Regions from separate parts of the Homo sapiens genome. Here region 1 is linked to region 2. A link is a loop called in an ENCODE intact Hi-C map of the cell type or tissue named here. Cell type or tissue: HepG2. All regions are shown on one strand. Links, peaks and the distances in the headings refer to the core of each region. The heading gives the core; the rest is flanking DNA.

Evidence for each region. A loop is a pair of places that touch in the nucleus more often than their neighbours do. Peaks named below come from ENCODE experiments on the same cell type or tissue, not always from the same donor. Only the 100,000 strongest peaks of a DNase experiment are listed, where the experiment ranks them.
Region 1: it touches region 2 in a loop (12-fold over the local background); 1 of 110 quality-filtered maps calls a loop at or near these places.

Annotation. Positions count from the first base shown.
Region 1 is chr5:56,831,567-56,835,962 of GRCh38, forward strand. All of the region lies in intron 1 of MAP3K1 (mitogen-activated protein kinase kinase kinase 1), which reads left to right. Among named protein-coding and RNA genes, the nearest start is that of MAP3K1, 18 kb to the left of the region's middle. In HepG2, for the core only: no CTCF peak of the experiment used is centred there; a DNase peak (open chromatin) is centred at 2,695.
Region 2 is chr5:56,762,309-56,766,704 of GRCh38, forward strand. It overlaps LOC105378979 (growth/differentiation factor 3), which reads right to left. Exons shown (of 3, transcript NR_172721.1): 3 at 4,087-4,396. Among named protein-coding and RNA genes, the nearest start is that of MAP3K1, 51 kb to the right of the region's middle. In HepG2, for the core only: no CTCF peak of the experiment used is centred there; no DNase peak of the experiment used is centred there.

The DNA of each region.
Region 1 (4,396 bases), core at 283-4,282, 69 kb after region 2:
ATTGAAACTTACACATTTATTAAATGATATCCAGAATCATTTCCTTTTTCTTTTAGAACATTAAACATTAATCCTTTTGAGTATTCTCATGTATTTCAAGGTACTTATGATTGCTTATGTAGGACTAATGCAAAAATTAAATGAATTCCATGAGAATTCTTTTTTGACCTCACAAGAGTTAAGGAGACCTACTTTATGTGAAAGTGAGATTTTTATAGATAATACTTTGAAAACCTAAATTACTCTGATACTAAACAGTTTACTGTGTCTGTTAAAGTAAAAAACCTAATTGAATTGCAGTTGAAATTCAAGAGTCTAGACATTCCTTGTGGGCATATTTGATTTCCTCTTTCCCCTTTTAGCTGTTGGAGAGGGAATTGCCAGGTGTCTTTAGTGGAAAGATATTTAACCTGCTGTCTGACTGCTTATTGTGGTAGATGAAGTGTTAGCACTGGCTCAGGCTTGTGAGACCGTTCCCCATTACTGTCCTAACACTTTGGCAGGATTTTGAGTAAAGTTACTTTATTTAACCTCTTTTGAGTTTGACCTCATCTATGAATTAGAAATAATGATACCCTTCATACTTAGAGAATTTGGGAAGAGCAAATGAGATGATGAATATAAAAACCTACCCTTTCAGAAGGGTAAAAATAAAATACTAGGATTTATGGTCATAGCATTTTAGAATTCGGAAGGACAACCTCCTGACTCTAAGCAGTAAAAGTGGCAAGCAAAGGGGGTTCAGCCATTGTTGAGAGATTTCCTACTTCAGTACAGTGCTGGGTCTGGGATCCAGCCTCAATCATCCTAGTTCACTGTCACTCTCCTACTGTACTTATCTGAAATGGCAATAATAGTTAACTTCCTCTGTGCTTGGTACACTGGATGCCTTATATAAATTGTCTCATTTAAGTCTTACATCATCCTTGTGAATTTTGATTCCCATTTTACATATGAGAAATCAGAGACTGTGAGAGGTGAGGTATCCTGGCAAGGTGGTAGCACAGCTAGTGGGTGGCAAAGCCTGAAACTGAACCTTAGCAGTTTGACTTCAAGCCTGCGTTCTTAACCTTTATGATTATCTTTGCATATTTTTTTTAAATCAAGAGGTAAGTTTGTTTAATCAGAGCACAAATTTTATTATCTTGGAAAAATTATTCATTTCTTTGTCTTAGCTTTTATTCATTCTTCACATAGTGTATTATGAAGTCAAAATCATATGTAGTGATGACTTTTTAAATTAAATTATCTATTTAGGTCTTCCAAAAATACAGAAAACATTAGTGAAGCATTTTAAGTTTTTGTTTTGTTTTGTTTTTGTTTTGAGACGGAGTCTCGCTCTGTCACCAGGCTGGAGTGCAGTGGGGCTATCTCAGCTCACTGAAACCTCCACCTCCTGGGTTCAAGTGATTCTCCTGCCTCAGCCTCCCTAGTAGCTGGGATTACAGGCATGCATCACCGCACCCAGATAATTTTTGTGTTTTTAGTAGAGATGGGGTTTCACCATGTTGGCTAGGATGGTCTTGATCTCCTGACCTTGTGATCCGCCTGCCTCAGCCTCCCAAAGTGCTGGGATTACAGGCGTGAGCCACCATGCTCTGCCATGATTTTTTTGTTTTTATATGAAGTTCTTCTAAAATAAAGCAAGTTATAAACACAAATACATTTAAATTTCAGTGTTTTTACAAGGCCAGGGAAGAGACGCGGCTTCAGGGAAAAATATGGTTGAACTTTGTTAATACATACATTTTTTTGCCAGCAAAATTGGAGATATGCTTGGTGTGCACATACATTAAAAGCAGTAATTGTTAACACTTTTGGAGTACTTCACAGAGTGCCTGCCCAGACTGTCTGACATGCTTCTCATTTGGTGCCTACGCAGCCTTGCACAGTAGTAAGGGGAGAGTGAACACTCATGACCTCCTGCTGTCTATGCACACACTCCCTCCCCCACAGTGCCTCAGCTCACACCTGAGTATCTCTCTGCATGCTCCCAGGGAGCTTCCTGCAGTACCTTAGGCATTCTGAAACGTGTGTCTTTACAACAAGACACACTTGTTAAAGCTGTTTACAAATGAGCCTTGGCGGGGGCGGGGAAAGCTGGTTTTCATTTCCAGTTATTTTAAATTTAGGCTTATTTCACACTTCAGCATTCTTTTAATTAATGTGTTTTAATTAAAAGAATTAATTATTCTTGGTTGGTAATGCCCTTTAATTTGAGTAAAGATGATATCTAAGGCCAGCATCTAGTATTAAGTTATGCCTAGATGGACTTCTGTTCATTTATTCTGTTACTGGTGGTTGTTCTTTACTAGTGAAATAAGTTAACGAATGCCTGCCTGTCACATGTGGGGCCTTTATTTTGTGTTCAGCAGGCACCTTCTTTGATAATTATAAGAGCTTAGTGACTGAGAGAATTCAGTAATCTTCCTGACCCCTATGCCTTCCCAACAAAGGAGATTATCTTTTAGTTTATAGAAAGGTCACTCAGGTAAAACTGAAATCTCCTTCAAGGCAAGATAAATATCTTTATCCTTAACTGTGTCTCTGACATGCCATTATTTTTTCTTCAGTAGTAGTTTGCTGGCCCATAAGTCTTTTATGTGAACTGCTTATGGTTGGAAACTTAAACACTGTCACTTTAGCTCAGCACTTGTTTATTGACATACTTTCCTATGTGTATGTACTGTGCTAGGAACTGAGTGAGCCCTAGGTAAATGCTGGAGCCAGGGGAGATAAAAAGAGAGTTTAATTCTTGTGTTCTCTAGCTAGTTATTGATTACTTGTAGCTAATTTCATAAGAAACTCTTGGAGGAAACTGAAGAGTAGTTGTAGGTTCTACCTGGATGTGACAGGATTCTATGTGTATGCCTGGATATGAGGACAGCTTGTTGAATACTGCCTGTTAATTTGCTTTTGGGTGGATCATGAGGTCAGGAGTTCGAGACCAGCCTGGCCAACATGGTAAAACCCCGTCTGTACTGTACAAAAAATTAGCTGGGCATGGTGGCAGGTGCCTGTAATCCCAGCTACTCGGGAAGCTGAGGCAGGATAATCACTTGAACCCGAGAGGCGGATGTTGCAGTGAGCTGAGATGATGCCACTGCACTCCAGCCTGGGCAACAGAGCAAGACTCCATCTCAAAACAAAGAAAGAAAAAAGATGAGAGAAATATTGTTGTGCTTTAAGAAAGCCTTTTAAATTAAAATGTGAGTTGACACCCCAGCCAGAATAAGGGTGATGGTGTCAGGCTCCTGAAAATGATTTTGTTGTGTATATTTTACTTATATACAGCTTTTAAGAGAATAACTTGTATAAAATAAGATACTTAATTTTAGATATTATTATAATAAGTCTTAACAAGTAATAAGATATAAAATTAAGTATCTTATTTTATACAAGTTAATTACTTATTAGTGGTAATTCCACCTGCAGGCTTGAAGTTTCATGGCCTCCAGTGTTTCTCTCCAATGGAACCTTTGCTCCGTTGAACCTTGGATGGCTTAGAATCTGGCACAGATGCTAAGGGTTGAGAAGTGAATGATAGTTCTGTTGGCAATCTTAATTCCTTGATGGGCAGGCCCAGGATCACATCCATACCTTAGAAAGGGTAGCAGGGAAATACTAGCTCAGCTTCCTCCCTGAAGAATGCCAGTATTTCCTGGAAAAGAGCTGAAGAGGATCCTATGGAGGAGCCTGAGACCACTGCAGGTTAGGAGACAGGAAGGCAGGGAAGAGGAGACAGGAAGGCAGGGAAGAGGAGACAAGGAGGCAGGGAAGAGTTGACAGGAAGGCAGGGAAGAGGAGACAGGAAGGCAGGGAAGAGGAGACAAGGAGGCAGGGAAGAGTTGACAGGAAGGCAGGGAAGAGGAGACAGGAAGGCAGGGAAGAGGAGACAGGAAGGTAGGAAGAGGACTTTTTCCAAGGAGCCAGTGGTCCGCAGTAGGGATGCTGCTGGTTGAGGGCTACAGAGGACGTGGGTTAATGGAGTGATGGGAGTGGGACGTACTTTACTGAGGGATGAAGGAGAGGTGCGGAATCTTAGGCTACTCTGGAGAAACCTGGAGAAGGAGGGAGATGGGAGAGAAATAGAAGCTAGAATGTTTGCAAAGATGAAGCATTTTGGGGTTTGGTGGTTTTTTGTTTTAAGATAAAAAGGGGGGGAATTTTACAAGCTGAAGAGATGGCACAGAGAGGAAAAAGTTTTATTTGTGGTTAAAGTAGTGAGCATGCTTTTCTGAAATGTCATTTCTCAAGGAGATGGCGGCTTGGAGGGGGTCAATTGATGGTTAATAGGAAGCCAGTCTAATGAAAAGCTAGCTATACCTTTGAAATAGGAAATTTGTAGTTAGAAATGTTTGTGTTCTCTTTGTTTAAATTGTAGCTTGTGGTATAA
Region 2 (4,396 bases), core at 259-4,258:
TTTTTAGCTATTAAAAATCACCTATAACATTATGTTTGAATTGTAATTCATTAACATCTTCTGGAGAAGACAGAATAAGACAAATGTGATATGCTAAGATTTACAGATAAAATGGAATAAATTGGAATCAGAATAAGCAAACCAAGAGGTAGACCAAGTCATTGTATCATTTAAATATACTTGTTTAAAACTCCTCCATGGATATAGATATATCTATCTGCACACAATTTTTTTCTGGGTTAGTAATATGAATAATGATTATGTTTAGTTTTTATGTTGTGCTCAGTTAAGCTTATTAATCATAAGCAAGTAACTAACATAACAAGTGTTACCTAGTCAGGGAGGGTATAAACCATTTTAATTTTTTCTATATTCTTTTTTATATTAACAAACCTAATACATCACTTAAAAATTAAATATCACCCATTCCATTTTTCCAAAAATTAAGGAAGAGTTCAAAACCATCTTACTAAAGTCAGAGCTAGTAGAAAAATATTGTGCAAGACATTTTCTAGAAATCCACATTTTTTCCCATTAGCATTTTTATTTCACTATCGATTAATGATGAGATTTAAATGAGTTTTGTCTGTTTTTGTCCTAGTTGAAAAAAAAGTTTTGAAATTACAAAGAAAAATAAAAAGCACCTCAAGACCCACCAGAATAGGAAGTTTTCTCAATGCTAAAAAGTTGTCATATGATCATATTTTAGTTAGAACTGTGGTTAGGGGGCATCCAGGCACGGTGGTTCATGCCTGTAGTCCTAGCACTTTGGGAGGCGAGGCAGGAGAATCAGGTGAGGTCAGGAGTTCCAGAGCAGCCTGGCCAACATGGCAAAACCCCCATCCTACTAAAAATATAAAAATTAGCTGGGCATGATGGCACACACTTGTAATCTCAGCTACTTGGGAGGCTGAGGCAGGAGAGTCCCTTGAACCCGGGAGGCAGAGGTTGCAGTGAGCCAACTTTGCACCACTGCACTCCAGCCTGGGCAACAGAGCAAGGCTCTGTCTCAAAAACAAAACAAAACAAAAAACCCCATAATCCAGAACTGTGGTTAGGGGGATGGAAATCTACAGTTTCATAAACTACTGAAAATTTTGAGTATGGTATACTGTTCCTCATAGATATGGGTACTTTTGCATTTTTTTGTTCCTCACAAGGTATTACTGTTTCATTTTTTTCTATTGTCTAACCCCCAAGACCCTTGACTGAAGACCCAGCCAGCAGTCTGCTGGGTTTGAATTCACCATTAGCACCTGGGGTAACCTCAGTCCACAGAATGTAAGGAGACAAGTGAGGCAATGTTTGTGGAGTCCAGCGGCTGAACCCGCTCTGCTACAGAAGAAATGCCCCAATTGTCTTTCCTAAGCAAAAATTGCCACGACTCCCCATAAACAATCAGTTGTCCATTGACTGTTATAAATAGACTTTAATACACAACCAGCTGTCTGAGGGAGAGTTTATAACTGTTGACCAAAGACACAGTAGGGAAGGGAAATGAGAGATTTCCACATAGCAGGAGAATGACTTGTCTGCAGTCTGCAGTGAATGAGGTTGCACACAGATCTCCCATTTAAAATATGTCAGCATGCCTTGGACTCGAGTGAAAATTATGGGGACAGCACAACGGGCTTCATGTGGGAGTCTATTTCAACAGATACTGTATTCTTCTCTCATGGGCACCCTTGAATTCAGGATTGTGAAATAAGTGGCAGTTACCAGCAGATGTCCTGTAAAGTGCTGGTCACAGGAGATATTTTCGATGATACAGTGGCAAGATGCACTAGTTTAACTGTGATAAGAACTAATCCCTTACCACATTTCTTCTCCATTTCCTGTTGTTTCCCTTTATCTTTTCCAGGATGACTCTCCTTCTTGCACAACCTCGTTGACAACCACTCTCTATGAAAGAGTGTTCCCGAGCATCTTATTTTAACCAGAACCAGTCCCTGGGGCGAGGTGGTATCTCAAAAATCTGATCAGGTGTGACAGAGAACAGGGCTCTGGGCAGCCAGCCATGGCCACAGGCCTCTCTGTACTGCAGCAGATCCACCCACGGCTGCTCTGAGTTCTGACCAGCCAGCCAGAGACAACTAGATGTGGTGGAGGTTGAAGGTGGATGCAGGTATTGTCACAAAGCTCAATAAGACTAAACAAGGAAGGATAACATGCGTGAGAGACACAAATGTGGGAATAAAGACAGCAGCACAAAAGAAAGGCACAGGGGAGCAGGGATCCATCAGGAAAGATTTAGCAGAATGTTTCTTCACTCAGTAAAATAAATAGAGATGAAGAAAAGAAAAGGTCATATTTTGATAGAAAATAGTACGTTTAGTGGCCAGGCACAATGTCTCATGCCTATAATCCCAGCACTTTGGGAGGCTGAGGCAGGAGGATCACCTAGCCAACATGGTAAAACTGCATCTCTACTAAAAATACAAAAATTAGCCAGGCATGGTGACACATGCTTGTAATACCAGCTACTCAGGAAGCTGAGGCAGGAGAATCACTTGAACCCGGGAGGCAGAGGTTGCAGTGAGCCGAGATCACACCACTGCACTCCAGCCTGGGGAACAGAGTGAGACTCTCTCAAAAAAAAAAAAAGAAAGAAAGAAAAGGGAAAGAGTATGTTTAGTGCATTTTAAAAATGTATTTTTTCCAAAACTGTGTGAAATATGATTTGGGACACTGAAAAATTTCAAATGCATTGCTAGTTTGATTCCCACACCTTAAGTTTTAAAGCTATGATAAATTTTCATTTTTTTTTTTTTTTTTGAGATGGAGTCTCACTCTGTCACCCGGGCTGGAATGCAATGGCGCAATCTCGGCTCACTGCGACCTCCGCCTCCCGGGTTCAAGTGATTCTCCTGCCTCAGCCTCCCAAGTAGCTGGGATTACAGGTTCACACCACCACGCCCAGCTAATTTTTTGTATTTTTAGTAGAGATGGGGTTTCACTATGTTGGCCAGACTGATCTCGAACTCCTGACCTCGTGATCTGCCCTCCTCGGCCTCCCAAAGTGCTGGGATTACAGGCGTGAGCTACCGCACCCAGCCTAAATTTTCTTTTAAAAATTTACTTCCAAGATAAAAATAAGCCTATCATGGTTGCGTTTGAACTATCCAGAGTTAACACGCATCCTATGATCTCAGTTTACCTTTAAATTAACATAAGTGAGAAAATTCATTATTCCAGTTCAAATTAGAGAATGTCTTTTTTTTCCTTCCAGCCAAGAGACATGCAATTTAATGCCAGGGCCTAGTTTTAAGAATTAGAATTCTTCTATTTTAAAGATGGAAAAATTGTAAACTGAGTAGGTAATGTTTCTCTAGAGATGTATATAGAAGCATTTGAGATTTCTCCTACTAGGAATCTGTAGATGGCTACTTTTTACCTCAATAAACCACTGTTCCTCGGTTTCCTCTTTCATAAGACAGCACCTTCCTGATAGTAAGAGCATAGAAGAATGCCTTGCACCAGACACTCAATAGTGTAACCTATTACAAATTAATTCACTTTAAAGCTTCCCATTGCTTTTTCCTTCCAGGATAACTTTTATTGAAATATAAATACATGCAGACATGCACGTAAGTATACGGTTTGATGAATTTTCACAAACTGAACACACCCTTGAGGCCTCTGCCCAGATTAAGGGTCAGAACATCCCCCACACTTAAGAGCTCCTTTTATACTTGCACCCCACACCCTACCGTCAGCTAACAGTAATGTTAATCTAACAACATTTGCTTTGCCATTTGTAAAACATTTATTGTGGTAAAATATATCTAAAACTTAGAATCTTTTTTTTTTTTTAGGCGGAGTTGCTCTCTTGCCAGGCTGGAGTACCATGGCATGATCTTGGCTCACTGCGACCTCCGCCTCCTGGGTTCAAGTGATTCTCCTGCCTCAGTCTCCCAAGTAGCTGGGACTACAGGCGTGCACCACCACGCCCAGCTAATTTTTGTATTTTTAGTAGAGACGGGGTTTCACCATGTTGGCCAGGATGGTCTCCATCTCAACCTAGTGATCCACCCGCCTTGGCCTCTCTGAGTGCTGGGATTACAGGCAGGAGCCACCACGCCCAGCCCATCTTAACCATTTTTAAGTGTACAGTTCAGTAGCGTACTAAGTGCAATCCCATTGTTGTACAACCACCACCAGCATCCGTCTCCAAAACTCTTTTCATCTCACATAACTGAGACTCAATACCCACTCAGCAATATCTCCCTATTCCTCTCTCCCTCTAGCTCCTGGCAACCACCATTTTACTTTGTCTTTATGAATCTTACCACTCTGGATTCTTTAATATAAATGGAATTGAAGTGTTCGTCCTACTTTTGCCAATTTTTGTTCTCTACCTAAGTAGAATCATACAGCTATGTTTTACCCTGTATCT